Linked DNA regions of Homo sapiens: region 2 is linked to region 1. Evidence: chromatin loops called from intact Hi-C (ENCODE). Cell type or tissue: HCT116. All regions are shown on one strand.

Region 1 (8,000 bases):
TATTTTTAAATTTTTTGTAGATATGGGGTCTTACTGTGTTGCCCAGGCTGGTCTTGAACTCCTGGTCTCAAGTGATCCTCCCATGATAGCCTCCCAAAGTGCTGAGATTACAGGCATAAGCCACAAAACTGGTCTATTATGAATATTTTTAAACATACAGCAAAGTTGAAAGAACTTTATAGTGACCATCCATATACCACCACCAAGATTCTACCAATAATAATTTGCTATACTTGCTTTATTGTATATCTATCCACCTATCCATCCCTCTATTCATTCATCAATCCCTCTTATTTTTGGGAGGAAATTCAAAGTCAATTGCAATAATTAATACATATGCCCCCCAATGTATTTTGCATGCATATAATTAACTAGAACTCAATATTTTTTGCAGGTTTTTTCTTTTTCTTTTTCTTTTCTTTTTTTTTTTTTTTTTTTGAGACAGGGTCTCACTCTGTTGCACAGGCTGCAGTGCAGTGGTGCGATCACACCTCACTTCAGCCCCAATCATCTGGGCACAATCCTCTCACCTCAGCCTCCCAAGTGGCTGGGACTACAGGTGCATGCCACTATACCCAACTAGTTTGTTTCTATTTTTGTAGAGAAGGGTTCTCACTATATTGCCCAGGCTGGTCTTGAACTCTTGGGCCCAAGCAATGCTCCTGCCTTGACCTCCCAAAGTGCTGGGAAAGGCATGTAAGCCACTGTGCCTGGCCAGTTTTTAATTTTGATATAAAATGTACATTCAATGAAATGCACAAATCTTAAGTGTACATTCATGGAATTTTGACAAATGCAGGCACCTGTGTAACCCAAAACCCTATTAAGATATAGAACATTATCATTACTCTCTATACTCTTACCAGCTAATACCAGCCCCTGTCTACTCAGAGGCAACCATTGTTCTGATTTTTTTCTATCATAGATTAGTGTGTCTTGTGCTAGAGTTTTATATAACTGGAATAATCCAGTATGTTCTCTTTTCCATAAGACTTCCTCACATAAATAGAATCATATAATATGATGCTTTGGCAAGGTTTATTTCATTCAGCATATTGTTTTTGAGATTCATCCATGTTGTTTTGTGTATTAGTTTATTTTTAGTGTTGAGTGATATTCCACTTATGAACATAGTACAGTCTGTAGTCTGTTCTCTTTCGGACCTGAGCTGTTTCCTATTTTGGGATATTATAAATAAAACTACTTTGAACATTCTTGAGTTAGTCTTTTTGTGAAAATATGTTTTCATTTCTTTTGGGTACATATCTTGAAGTCAAACTGCTGATTCATAGGATAGATATATGTTTAGTTTGAAAGAAATGTCCAGATCTTTTTTTCAACATGAATGTACCATTTACATTCCCACCAACAATGTATGAGAGCTCTGGTTGCTCCACGTCCTCACAAACATTGGATGCTGTTAGTCTTTATAATTTTAGCTGTATAGTAGCTACCTTATATTTTTTGCCCATTTTTCTATTGTTTTAAATTCTATTTTCCCTTGATTTTTAAGCATTTTTAATATATCCAAGATATTAGCTCTTTATCTGTGAAATATATTTTAAATATTTTATCTCACTGATTTTGACTTTATAGTTTTAATTCCATAAAAGTTCTTTCAATGTTTTGTAGTTAAATTTTTCAATCTTTTCAAAAATTACATCTGGATGTTGAATTATAATTAGAAAGCCTCTTCTCACACCCAGGTTTAAAGGAATTCATCCATGTTTTCTTCTAGTACTTGTATGATTTCACTTTTTATATTTAGATCTCTGATCCATTTGGAGTTTATTCCTGTTTGTGGTTCAATTTTATTATTATTTTTAACCATCTAATCTGGTTCTCTGGACACTATTTCTAAGAGGGTCCATCTTTGTCCGAACTATCTGAGATGTCACCTTTATCATATATAAAATGTACTTGAGTTCATTCTCAACTTCCTATTACATGCAACTAGAATTCAAAGTTTAAAATTTTTATTTTTTCCAGTTGTTTTTATTTTCCCAGCAACGAATTTTTTCAAAATCTGTGTGAGCAAAAAAACGAAGTTTCAGTTCACTAAGAAAACAGGAGGCCAGGCGAGGTGGCTCACACCTGTAATCCCAGCACTTTGGGAGGCCGAGATGGGCGGATCACCTGAGGTCAGGAGTTTTGAGACTAGCCTGGCCAACATGATGAAACCCCATCTCTACTAAAAATACAAATAAAATTAGCTGAGCTTGGTGGCGGGCACCTATAATCCCAGCTACTGCCTCCTACTGAGGCAGGAGAATTGCTTGAACCCAGGAAGTGGAGGTTGCAGTGAGCCGAGGAGGTTGCACTCCAGCCTGGGCGACAAGAGCAAAACTCTGTCTAAAAAAAAAAAAGAAAAGAGGAATAAGTATACTGTCCTTCTGCAAGGCTAGAACTCATCTCCAACTGGATCTGGATATTCCCCCACAGACTTGCAACCCTGACTTGTTTAGAGCAAGCTTAACATGCGAGCACACAATGAGATGCCGTGCTAAGAATAAGCAGGGACTCTATTTGAATGCTGTTTATCAGACAGACTGACCCAGGAACGCAAAAAGTCCCGTTTCTAGTTCCATACTGCTGTTACCACTCCCAAGGTAAATTTCCTAGGATTGTTCTCTCTTCTGTCTATTCTGAGGTCTCCACACTGAAGGATTTTCTTTGTTGTTTTAACAATCACCCTTGTTGTGTTTCTGGATAAGAGTTGAGGAAAATAAAAAAGCATTTTGCTGGGTGCAGTGGTTCAAACCTGAAATCCTAGTGCTTTGGGAGGCTAAGGTGAGAAGATACCATGAGGCCAGCGGTTCAAGACCAGACTGCGCAATATAGTGCTAGCCCTGGCCCTACAAAATAATAATAATAAAAAAGATGAGGTGGTACACTGCTGTAGTTCTAGCTACTGAAGAGGCTGAGGTGGGAGAATTGCTTGAGCTCAGGTGTTCAAGGTTACAGAGAGCTATACTGGCACCATTGCACTCCAGCCTGGGCAACAGAGTGATACCATTTCTTTTCTTTGAAAGCATCTTAATACAGAAAAATGCAGAAAAAGGCAAACCCAGAGGTGTTGATAGCACTTGTTTGAAAGGTAATACAATGTGACATCACTTGTATTTTTGTACTTATTAGTATTTAACTTTTTGCATTAATTATTTTAAAATACCTACTGAGTGTACTTAATATTTACAGAGTGAAGAAGGTATGGGGAATACACAGTATAAGAAATTATCCCTCTACATTCTATAAAAATAAGATGTACAAAAACTATAATTCAAAATAGCATATATAGGAACCACATCTTATATATTTTTAATCCTCCATAGGATATCCTATGGTAGCCTTGATGTAGGTGCTTAATACATTTCTGGAAATTTTTATCTGCCATCTATGAATATATTTTATTTGGTAGAACATACAATTCCCAAATAACACCACCGGAAAAATATTTTAAGATCATCTTTGGCCCGGCGCAGTGGCTCATGCCTGTAATCCTAGCACTTTGGGGGGCTGAGGCAGGTGAATCACCTGAGGTCAGGAGTTCGAGACCAGCCTGGCCAAGATGGTGGAAACCCGTCTCTACTAAAAATACAAAAATTAGCTGAGCATGGTGGTTCATGCCTGTAATCCCAGTTACTCGGGAAGCTGAGGCAGGAGAATCACTTGAACACAGGAGGCAGAGGTTGCAGTGAGCCGAGATCGTGCCGCTGCACTCCAGCCTGGGCGACAGAGTGAGACTCCGTCTCAAAAAAAAAAAGATTATCTTTTTCATGAGCATAATCAGGTCTTTAAAAATGATTAAAATCTTTAGCCACTGGCTAGTCGGCTTTGATTAATGTCAAAAATATAAGACCAGTTTTGCTTCAATACACCTTGCAGTGGAACACTATTATCGCTAGGGTGCGCTATTAGCATTGCTAGCCAGTTAATGATCCTGCCAGAAGAGCCTGAAAATCACAGAAAGCTGTCCAGTGTTTGGAGTGGAGTGGCAGGTTCCTGAACTAGACTGAAAGTCACTGAACTTTTTCCAGACTGTCACAGGCACAATCATAACATCACCCCACTACTTTCTCATTTTAAAAATATGAGTATACAACAATAATATATTAATGGGGCCGGGCGCAGTGGCTCACACCTGTAATCCCAGCACTTTGGGAGGCCGAGGCCAGCGGATCACCTGAGGTCAGGAGTTCGAGACCAGCCTGGTTAACATGATGAAACCCCGTCTCTACTAAAAATACAAAAAAAATTAGCTGGGTGTGCTGGCAGCCACCTGTAATCCCAGCTACTAGGGAGGCTGAGGCCGGAGAATCACTTGAACCCGGGAGGCGGAGGTTGTGGTGAGCTGAGATCGCACCATTGCACTCCAGCTTGGCCAACAAGAGCAAAACTCCATCTCTGAAAAAAAAAAATTATATATATATATGACCTTGCAACAAAAATATGAGCAAATATGTGTAGCTATAATTCACTCTTCTAATAAAACCTGCAAAAAGTTAACAGTTAATGATATAATTATTCTGTGTTTCATAAAAGGCCTAAACAGGAAGCAGATCAAGAAATAACCACAATTAGAATTACTTTGTGAATGTAAACTCTTTTAGTTTCTTTTCTCACTTTACTAGGTCTAATCAATGTCAATCTTTTCTGATATTACGGTCTATTTTAATCATCATCATTAAACACAAATTGATATCAATAGGTTAAAAGGCGATAAACTCATATCTCCCAAATTGAGAGTTTTTTGCCTTGCCCGCTCAACACCGTTTTCTCTTACCTAATTCTTTTTGCTTGAAATTTCTTTAATTAGAAATCAGGGCCTGGTGCAGTGGCTCATGCCTGTAATCCCAGCACTTTGGGAGGCTGAGGCAGACGGATCACGAGATCAGGAGTTCGAGACCAGCCTGGCCAACATAGCGAAACCCTGTCTCTACTAAAAATACAAAAATTAGCCAGGTGTGGTGGCACATACCTGTGGTCCCAGCTACTTGGGAGGCTGAGGCAGGAGAATCGCTTGAACCCGGGAGGTGGAGCTTGCAGTGAGCCAAGATGGTGCCATTGCACTCCAGCCTGAGTGACAGAGCAAGACTCTGTTTAAAAAAAAAAAAGAAAATAAATCAAGGCTGGGCGCAATGGCTCACGCCTGTAATCCCAGCACTTTGAGAGGCTGAGGAGGATGGATCACTTGAGGTCAGGAGTTCAAGACCAACCTGGCCAACACGGTGAAACCCCGTCTTTACGAAAAATACAAAAATTATTCTGGCGTGCTGGCAGGTGACTGTAATCCCAGCTACTTGGGAGGCTAAGGCGGGAGAACTGCTTGAACCTGGGAGGTGGAGGTTGCAGTGAGCCAAGATCGTGCCACTGCCCTCCAGCCTGGGTGACAGGGTGAGACTCCATCTCAAAAAAAAAAAAATCAAGTCTTTTACTTAAAAGTAAAATTTTCACTAAAAAAAAAAAAAAAAAAGAACAAAGTTTCAAAAACACAAACACTTGAGGTAGTGAATATATTTGATGTGAATGCCTTTCTGTCGAAATCAGAATGCAGCTGATACTGACTTAAAGAAATGAAGCTCTCAGAGAACCCCAAGGATTTGGCCTTTGAGTATCTTTATATGCTGTATACCTCTCTTATAGCAGTTATTACAATGTATTCTAATAAGATTTGCATGTTTGCTAATCATTACATTGTGAAACCCTGAGGGACAGGACTGAATTTATTCAAATTTGCTTTCCCAGTGCCTATCAGAGTAGATGGCATTAGTAGGCTCTATAAAAACTTGTTTATGGGGGCCGGGTGTGGTGGCTTACGCTTGTAATCCCAGCACTTTGGGAGGCCAAGGCAGGCGGATCATGAGGTCAGGAGATTGAGACCATCCTGGCTAACACGGTGAAACCCCATCGCTACTAAAAATATTAAAAAATTAGCCGGGCATGGTGGCGGGTGCCTGTAGTCCCAGCTACTCGGGAGGCTGAGGCAGGAGAATGGCATGGACCCGGGAGGCAGAGCTTGCAGTGAGCCGAGATTGCGCCCACTGCACTCCAGCCTGGGTGACACAGCAAGCCTCTGTCTCAGAAAAAAACAAAAAAACTTGTTTATGGGGATTTTGTTTGTGGATTAAGTAACATTCAAATAGAAACTTATTTGCTGAAAAACTGAAAAACAGGGCTGCTTGCTGGTTTGCAGAAATGCTTGAGCACCAGTTCACTATTGAGTTTCATGTTTCAAAGCACTGCGTAATGAGTTTAAAAAAGAGATTTATTGAGATATAATTAACATAACATATATTTACCCACTTCTCATGTGCAACTCTGAGATTTGTTTCTAAAGAGAGAGATAGAAAGAGAAAAGGGCAGAGGTCTCTTTTCCTTGAGTTGCACACTGATTCACACTGTGGTGCTGTCCTAATAACAATGTGATGTAAATGACACATCTAGATCCTTTTCTGTTTGGATTATGGGAAGAAGGTTACAAAGTGGTACCTAAAGATAGGCAGAAGAGGACATAAATGGAAGGAAAGGAAAAGAAGAAAGAGATTCTTCAATATGTTATTTATTTCATGCTAGGAGAAAAGAAGCTGTGTTAAAAGGGGCTTTATGTCCTGTGTGGGGACTTTTTAATGTCTGAACTTTGGACATTGTATCTTTGAATATGCTGTAAGACTGATCCTAGAGTCTGTCTGATTCCTTTAGACTTATCCAGGGACACATCCTTAGACTTGAGTTATTCCTCTCTCTTATTTTCCCAAGTCTTACTGTATTCGTTATCTCTTGCTGCATGACCAATTATCCCAAAAATTAATGCTTAAAGCAATAGTAAATATTTACTATATCACATAGTTTCTGTGATATAGTAACACATTTTAGAAGTGGCTTAGCTGGGTAGTTCTGGCTTGGAGTGTCTCACAAGGTGGTGGTTAAGAAGCCAGCTGGGCTTTCAGTCATCTGAAGGCTTGACTGGGGCTGGAGGATTCATTTCTAAGAATGGCTCACTAACATAGACGGCAAACTGGTGCTGATTATTGATGTGATGCTTCAGTTCCTTGCCAGGGGAACACTGCATGGAACTGCTAGAGTATCTTCAGGAGAAGACAACTGGCTTCTCCCTAAATAAGTGATCCAAGAACACATAAGGCAGAAGCTACAATGTCTGTTATAACCTGGCCTTGATATTCCCACACCATAATTTCTGGAAAATCCTATTGGTTACACAGGTCAGTCCAATTCAGTATGGAAAGGAATAAATAAGAATGAGAGTAAGTGAGGTAGGGATCATTGGGGGCCATCTGGAAGTCTGGCTACCACATTTATGTATTAGAGACAGAGTCTTGCGTTGTCACCCAGGCTGGAGTGCAGTGATGCAATCATAGCTCACTGCAGCCTCGACCTCCTGGGCTCAAGCAATCCTCCCACCTCAGCCTCCTGGGTAGCTGGGACTACAGGGGCCAGCTAATTAAAAATATATATTTTTTGTAGAGACAGAGTCTCACTATGTTGCTAGGGCTGGTCTCCAACTCCAGGGCTCAACAGATCCTCCTGCCTTGGCCTCCCAAAGTGCTGGGATTACAAGTGTGAGCCACTATGCTCAGTTTATTTCTTAAAAGAGATACATGCATATATATTTGAGTTTTATATATATACTTGAGATCTATCTATATCTATAACTCAAAGGGGATTCCTAAACTCCAGTACCAGCTCTTGAATAACATATTACATTGACATTTAGCCTGACTGAAAGAGTATCTCTGGGGACAGCTCAATAATTCTAAAATGGAAAAGACTGGAGAAAAGGGGAGGCTTTTATTGCTAAGCCTAATTTCAATGAATCTGGACATTTTTTCCCTAGAAACTTTTTTTTTTTCTTTTTTAAAGACAGGGTATCTCTGTTGCCCAGACTGGAGTGCAGTGATGCGATAATAGCTCACTGCAGCCTTGACATCCAGGGCTCAAGCAATCCTCCTGCCTCAGCCTCCCAAGTGGCTGGGACTACAGGT
Region 2 (8,000 bases), 360 kb before region 1:
GGGCTAATATCCAGAATCTACAATGAACTCAAACAAATTTACAAGAAAAAAACAAACAACCCCATCAAAAAGTGGGCGAAGGACATGAACAGACACTTCTCAAAAGAAGACATTTATGCAGCCAAAAGACACATGAAAAAATGCTCATCATCACTGGCCATCAGAGAAATGCAAATCAAAACCACAATGAGATACCACCTCACACCAGTTAGAATGGCGATCATTAAAAAGTCAGGAAACAACAAGTGCTGGAGAGGATGTGGAGAAATCGGAACACTTTTACACTGTTGGTGGGACTGTAAACTAGTTCAACCATTGTGGAAGTCAGTGTGGCAATTCCTCAGGGATTTAGAACTAGAAATACCATTTGACCCAGCAATCTTATTACTGGGTAAATACCCAAAGGATTATAAATCATGCTGCTATAAAGACACATGCACACGTATGTTTATTGCGGCACAATTCACAATAGCAAAGACTTGGAACCAACCCACATGTCCAACAATGATAGACTGGATTAAGAAAATGTGGCACATATACACCATGGAATACTATGCAGCCATAAAAAATGATGAGTTCATGTCCTTTGTAGGGACATGGATGAAGCTGGAAACCATCATTCTCAGCAAACTATCACAAGGACAAAAAAACCAAACACCACATGTCCTCACTCATAGGTGGGAATTGAACAATGAGAACACATGGACACAGGAAGGGGAACATCACACACTGGGGCCTGTTGTGGGGTTAGGGGAGTGGGGAGGGATAGCATTAGGAGATATACCTAATGTTAAATGACGAGTTAATGGGTGCAGCACACCAACATGGCACATGTATACATATGTAACTAACCTGCACGTTGTGCACGTGTACCCCAAAACTTAAAGTAGAATAAAAAAAAAAAAGACAGAGACCTTATGGCCTGCAAAGGCTAAAATATTTACTATTTGGTTTTTTACAGAAAAAGCTTGTCCTTCTCTGGTCTGTACTCTTCTGCCTCCATCCCCACTCCCCACTCCACCACTAGATTTTTTTCTTTTTCTTGAGATAGAGTCTCACTGTGTTGCCCAGGCTGGAGTGCAGTGGCATGATCTTGGCTCACTGCAACCTCCTGGGTTCAAGTGATTCTCCCACCTCAGCTTCCTGAGTAACTAGGACTACAGGTGCGAGCCATAATGCCCGGCTAATTTTTGTATTTTTAGTAGAGACGGGGTTTCACCGTGTTGGCCAGGCTGGTCTCGAACTTCTGACCTCAGGTGATCCACCTGCCTCGGCCTCTCGAAGTACTGGGATTACAGCCACTGCTGCCGGCAAATTTTTTTTTAAGCAAATTACAGATACCATATTATTTAATCCAGTAACACTTCAGCATATTTAATCCAATAGTACTTCAGAATATAGTCATGTAAAAGATGATGACTCTTTCTGCAAAACTTAATCAGAATACATGATTGTAACGGAAAAAAAAAAGAATAGTAATTCTTTAATAACATCCAATATCCAGTCAACGTAGAGAGGGGGAACTTGGCTCTGGGCAACGTTTCCACTCTCAACCCCCGCAGGCGTAGTTTCTCTCTCCTTCCCACTGCCACCTCAGTCCTGTCCACAAACTCCAAAAGGGAAGAGGTGGGGGAAGCCTTGCTGAGGGAGAGCACGTTTTCCCCATTCTCCAACCGTGGCGACCTGTGACCCTCTTTGAAACTGAGACAAATACCTGTGCATTTGGCAGCCAAAGCATTGTGACAAACATTGTGCACGTCTATTATGAGCCCACCCTGGCTCCTCCAGGGCCCGCAGCGTCTGCTCTGAGCTCCTCTACCTGATTTCAAGACTGGCACGTGTGGCCCTACATTGATCTCTAGACTTTTTCTGCTCTGATCCCTTCCCTGCTTCTTCAAGTCCTCCAGATAGGAGTCTAAGTCCTTGATACCCACCATGCTCAAAGACCTCAGGTAAATATGCCCACTCTCCTCTTCCTGCCCACCCAGTCCATCAAAGCCCATTGGCACCAAAGCCTTCTCTCATCTGTTCAGCCGAGGGGGGTCTCTCACTCTCCGAATTCTGTTTCCATTTTTCATCAGAACCACGCAGTTTAGTGTTTCAGAATTTCAAACCTAATACATTCCCAATTTGATTTATAAGCTCTTCAAAGGCAGGAACTTGTCTTATATTTAGCGCCCTCCCCCTGCCCCCACATCCCCATATACATGCCATCCCCAAAAGTCTGTTAGTGACTTAAAGTTTCAGAAGTCTAGACATTTGCTCTTCTCTTTTTTCTCCCTTAAAATCACTTGGAAGTTTGAAGAGGACATCATAGACATCTGCTTTGAGATCCTGAACAAGAGCCTGTATCACTTAAAGAACCCGGCCAAAGACTGTTCCCAGCGGAACGACGTGGTGTATGTGTGCAGGGTGGTGAGTGCCATGGTAAGGATGGATGCTTCCCGCCGTCTGAGGACAGTCTGAGCTTCCCCGGGAGCTGTGGAAACCCACCTGTCTGTCCTCTGCAGATCAACAGCAACGATGACAATGGCGTGCTGCAGGGGAACTGGGGCGAGGACTACTCCAAAGGGGTCAGTCCTCTGGAGTGGAAGGGCAGTGTGGCCATCCTACAGCAGTGGTCAGCCAGGGGCGGGCAGCCTGTGAAGTACGGACAGTGCTGGGTCTTCGCCTCTGTTATGTGCACCGGTGAGCGAAAGATCACTCACTTAGGGGTGTGATTAACTTCATTATCAGAGAAGTTAACTGTGGCTCATAAAGGTTCAGTAGCTTGCCCATGGCCCCACAGCTGGGGGTGGTGGGCACCCAGGCCCTGAGCTAGCACACCATACAGTCTCGAGGGATCCTGTGCATTTATGTGAGAGGGGGATTGACCTGTGGCAATCATCTCACAGTATCCTTGATGGATCAGTCAGACTGTTAAAACTGTCATCTGGATAGAGGAGTTTGTGGTCCCGAAGCAGAAACCAAATGGCTCCTTTCTGCCACCTGCTCAGGCATCTCAGCTCAGGGTGAGCCTGGCATGGGGGGGCAGGTGGAAGTAGATGGCGTGAGATAGCTGACCTCACCCATAGGCAGAGCTAGCAGCCCCCAAATGCTTCACTGAGAGATCCTTGAGCAGTTATCATTATAGACTTGCCACCTTGCTGACTACCCTTAAAGAACATCAATGTTTTATGCAGTATCAATTATTTACAATTCAGTGCAAAGTTGTTGAGCAGACCATCTGTGAAGATGAGAGAAAGATGGAGAGTACTTGTCTCACCCTTGCAAGGCCAGAATCTGTTAGACAGGCCTGTCCTGCTACATTATGGAGCTCGATGAACATTTGCTGAACTAACAGGGTGACTCTGAGTTGGAGAAAGGAGGAGCAGAGAATGGGGAGGACAGAGACAGGTGCCAAAGACAAGGGCAGAGACTTTTTGGAGAGGGGCAGCAGAGGCTGGCAGTTATATACAGGTGCTGCAGACACAGAGGAGGTTTAAATCTGAGTGTTTGAATCCAGTGACCTCACTTTGCCCAGGTGTGAAATGGGGCTAGGGCTACCCTGGCACTCAGTATTCTCAGTTGTTCCTTGGGCTGGGAAGTCCCCAGGCCGTGCTAGGTAGGTGTTATGGAGGAGGCCTGGGATGAGCAGGAGAAGGACGAGGTCCACCACCCTGCTCCATTTCCAAGCCTCTCCCCACTCCCAGGCGCTCGAGTTACAGGGCCACTGCGCACTGGGGGAGCTGCCCCTGCCAAGCTTCCTATGGCCACTTCCAGCCCAGGTGTAGCTCCCACGCCTGCTAAGGATCTGTGACAAGCCCAGGAGCTGTGCTGTGAGTGGACAGGTGACTGCAGACAGGAAGCCTTCTTGGGGGCTCTTCAGTGAACCAAAACAAAAGGATTGGTCGCTGTCAATATTCCTTTTACTTTTTGAAGCTGTGTAATCCTCCTGGCAGCCTCAGTAGGCACCGTCTGCCCCTCCTAGGAGGGAGATAGTGGGATAAACCTCTCTGAACTTACCATGCTGGCTGATGTCAGTACCCACGTCCCCTCAGGGTCACACCTGGCTCTTGCTGGCTCTTGGCTTGACTTCATCTGGCTCTGGGCAGGCAGGGGTGTGTGTGTGTGTGTGTTTGTGTGTATGTGTTGGGGGTAATGTTTACACTGTGTGACTAGATTTGTGAAATCATAACTCAGCTTTTAAAAGCCTTTGTAGCAGTATCATGAGAAGCCACAAGAGGGAGCTGCTGCCTTATTAAAGATGGTTGCTGACTGTGATTTCCTCTTATCTCTGCTGACGGTTTCCACTGTCTCTAGAAGTCTATCTTGTCCCTCTATCCATCCTCGAATTTCTTTCATACCTCCCCCTACCTCTTGTCTTTAAGTAGAATTACAGATCCCAAATTTCAGAGCTAGGGTGGGAGGAGGGTGATGAAATAATCTGTACAACAACCCCCCGTGACACGTGTTTACCCACGTAACAAACCTTCATGTGTACCCTCAAACCTAAAATAAAAGTTAAAAAACATTTCGGAACTAAATTTTCAGCCTCCCTAGTAGCTGGAACTGCAGGCATGCACCACCACACCCAGCTAATTTTTTTTTGTATTTTTAGTAGAGACGGGGTTTCCCCATGTTGGCCAGGCTGAGTCTCAAACCCCTGACCTCGTGATCCGCCTCAGCCTCCCAAAGTGCTGGGATTACAGGCGTAAGCCACCGCGCCTGGCCCTCTGTCTTTAACTTGGAAAGCTGCTGAGTGGAAAGACTCCTAAATGATAAGTCGGATTATTGTTAACTGTTGTTTTAAGCGACCCTCAAATGATTCCTTTCTCCTTGTGGGATGTTGATCACTGATGGGGCAGCAGGGCTGTGGGACTGGGTGTGGGGCTCTGGGAATAAAGGAGTTACTGGTGTGGTTCCGTAAGCGTCTTGGCTTTCTCTCCTCCAGCTTGAAAGTTACAAATTATGCATGGAAAACCAATAATTCTGCCTGAAATGAACTCAGCGATTCTCTATATTTTTCTCTTTAGTAATGAGATGCTTAGGTGTTCCAACCCGTGTTGTTTCCAATTTCCGTTCCGCGCACAACGTGGATAGGAACTTGACCATCGATACGTACTATGACCGAAATGCCGAGATGCTGTCAACTCAGAAACGAGACAAAATATGGTGAGAGGCACTGTCTTGAACAGATCTCTGCTTTGTCCCAGGGAGGGCAGAAAAACTGACCTGGTTCTCTCTGGCTCTTGAGGAAATATTGCAAGATTGCCCTGAGCATTGCTGCTAATGCTCAGAGAAGAGAAGAATTCCCCAACCCAGGAGGCTGTTCTGGCTAATTAGGTCATCAAATTTAACTCATTTCAGAGGTAGAAAACAATGGGATAACATTCTGGGGCCTCAACCAAATGACTAGCTGGGCGTCTTCTGAACACTGACCTCAAAAGTCTTTATTCATCTTCCTCTTTCTTCTCTGAGTTTCTGTTTGTACCATCCAGTTTTCCCAGAAGTCAGACAGAGCCTGGACTGGCTGCTTCTGTAGACCTCTTCTTGTCTCTCTTGACTTCTTCCTCTGCCCAACCCACTCCCTGTCTGCATGCATGTGTCTGTGCATGTATATGCATGCGTGTGTGTGTGTGTGTATCTCTGTGCATCCCTTTATTTGTGTATCTCTGGCTTCTTTTCCTGGTTCCTTTGTTCTCAGCTCTACCCGCAAATCTGGTTTCCTGTTTCTCTTTTTCCAGCCAGTTTCCAGATAAGACTCGCTGTGTTGGTTTGTTTGTTTTTGAGATGGAGTCTCGCTCTGTTGCCCAGGCTGGAGTGCAATGGTGCGAACTCAGCTCACTGCAATCTCCACCTCCCAGGTTCAAGCAATTCTCCTGCCTCAGCCCCCCGAGTAGATGGGACTACAGGCACGTACCACCACACCTGGCTAATTTTTGTATTTTTAGTAGAGACGGGGTTTCACCATGTTGGTCTCGAACTCTTGACCTCAGATGATCCACTCGCCTCGGCCTCCCAAAGTGCTGGGATTACAGGCCTGAGCCACCGCACCCAGCCTCCAGGTAAGATTCCTTGAGTTGTGTAAGAACTACCTGCTGTCCTAGGAGCCCCCTCCGTCTCTGAGCTTCAATTTCCTTGTCTGTAAAATGAAGATAACATCTACTTCACAGGGTTGCTAGGGTGAAATGAGATCAATGCCAGTAAGGAGGGCTTTTCAGCCTGGGATCCACAGATAGACTCCTAGAGGTCTGAATTGTCTCTGATTCAGGAAGCAGTGGTGTATCTGAGGATATGTAACTTAGGCACAGTTCTGTCTTTGAATGCATATCTTGAGTCTAATCATGAGGAAACATCAGACAAGCCCAAAATGGGGGCCACTCTGGTTTTAAAAAATAGATAAATAACATAAAGACTGTTTTCATTAAAAGCCCAGACTTCACCACTAGGTAATATCTCCATGAAACAAAACTACATTTGTACCCCTTACATTTACAAAAAAAAAGAAAAAGAGAGAGAGCGAGAGATTGTTTTCAAATCCCAATGTAACAAAGAAAGAAAGGCGAAGGAACTGTTCCAAGATCAAAGGAGACAACATTCTGCGTAGCTGAATGCAGTGTGTGATCACAGACGGCATCGCGTACCACATGGGAGAAGAATGCTCTAAACAACATCATTAGGTCAACTGACAACATTAAAATATAGACAGTAAATTAGATAAAGGCATCATATCAATATCCAATGTGCTAGGGTTTATGAACTATACAGGGGTTATGTAAGAGAAGATCCCTATTCTCAGGAAATACACACTGAAGTGTGTATGTGTAGATATCTATTCCTGTCCACACTGAAAGAAAGCATATGGGGCAAAATGTTAACAACAGATGAATTGGGTAGATGGGTGTTCTTTGTACTACTCTTTTTTGTTGTTTTTTTGAGATGGAGTCTCACTCTGTGGCCCAGGCTGGAGTGCAGCGGTGCCATCTTGGCTCACTGCAAGCTCCGCCTCCTGGGTTCACACCATTCTCCTGCCTCAGCCTCCCGAGTAGCTGGGACTACAGGTGCCCGCCACCATGCCCAGCTACTTTTTTGTATTTTTGGTAGAGACAGGGTTTCACTGTGTTAGCCAGGATGGTCTCAATCTCCTGACCTCGTGATCCGCCCACTTCGGCTTCCCAAAGTGCTGGGATTACAGGCGTGAGTCACCGCGCCCAGCCTGTACTATTCTTGTGACTTTTAGTATGAAATTACTTCCTAATAAAAAGTAAGAAAAAGAAACAATGATATAAATCACTCCGTATAGTGCCTGGTACCTGGCAAAACCTCAGCTAACATGAATCCTTGTCTCCTTACTCCCTCCTGCAGGAACTTCCACGTCTGGAATGAGTGCTGGATGATCCGGAAAGATCTCCCACCAGGATACAACGGGTGGCAGGTTCTGGACCCCACTCCCCAGCAGACCAGCAGTGGTGAGTGAGGACCATTGCAACAGGCTCTGGCTCTGTGGGGAGGCAGATTAGGGTGACTGGCCGTGGGAGCAGGAGACCAGGGAGGAGCAGCGTTTTCCACGGCACCCTCTTCCCGAGGTCCCAGCTGACACAGCTTCAGATCAGGAATCTAACTCTACCATTGACAGAGTCACCCGGATGGGTTACCTGGATGGGTCACTGAGCCTCAGTTGTGTCCTTACCTGTAAAGTGGAAAAGCTGATGATGAGCATTGCCACTTCACAGGGTGGCTGTGAGGGTCAGATGAATTAATGGGAACAAAAGTGCTTGGTAAACTGGAAGATATCCCACGGGTGAGAGTCAGTGGTGCCGCTGCCTATCCCATCTCCACCTCCCACAGCCACAACCAGCTGCCCCTGGCCCCCATATCAGTAGCCTGTTGCCTCCACAGGGCTGTTCTGCTGTGGCCCTGCCTCTGTGAAGGCCATCAGGGAAGGGGATGTCCACCTGGCCTATGACACCCCTTTTGTGTATGCCGAGGTGAACGCCGATGAAGTCATTTGGCTCCTT

The links. A loop is a pair of places that touch in the nucleus more often than their neighbours do. Peaks named below come from ENCODE experiments on the same cell type or tissue, not always from the same donor. Only the 100,000 strongest peaks of a DNase experiment are listed, where the experiment ranks them.
Region 2: a loop joins it to region 1, with 4 times the contacts of the local background. A loop is called at or near these places in 4 of 110 quality-filtered maps.

Annotation. Positions count from the first base shown.
Region 1 is chr15:42,922,789-42,930,788 of GRCh38, reverse strand. No RefSeq gene overlaps it. Among named protein-coding and RNA genes, the nearest start is that of TTBK2, 6.0 kb to the right of the region's middle. In HCT116, a CTCF peak has its summit at 3,898; a DNase peak (open chromatin) is centred at 3,928.
Region 2 is chr15:43,281,968-43,289,967 of GRCh38, reverse strand. TGM7 (transglutaminase 7) reads left to right here. Exons shown (of 13, transcript NM_052955.3): 5 at 2,299-2,427; 6 at 2,511-2,688; 7 at 5,016-5,154; 8 at 7,348-7,451; 9 at 7,882-8,000. Among named protein-coding and RNA genes, the nearest start is that of TGM7, 16 kb to the left of the region's middle. In HCT116, a CTCF peak has its summit at 4,217 (motif pointing right); a DNase peak (open chromatin) is centred at 4,227; H3K27me3 peaks cover 908 bases.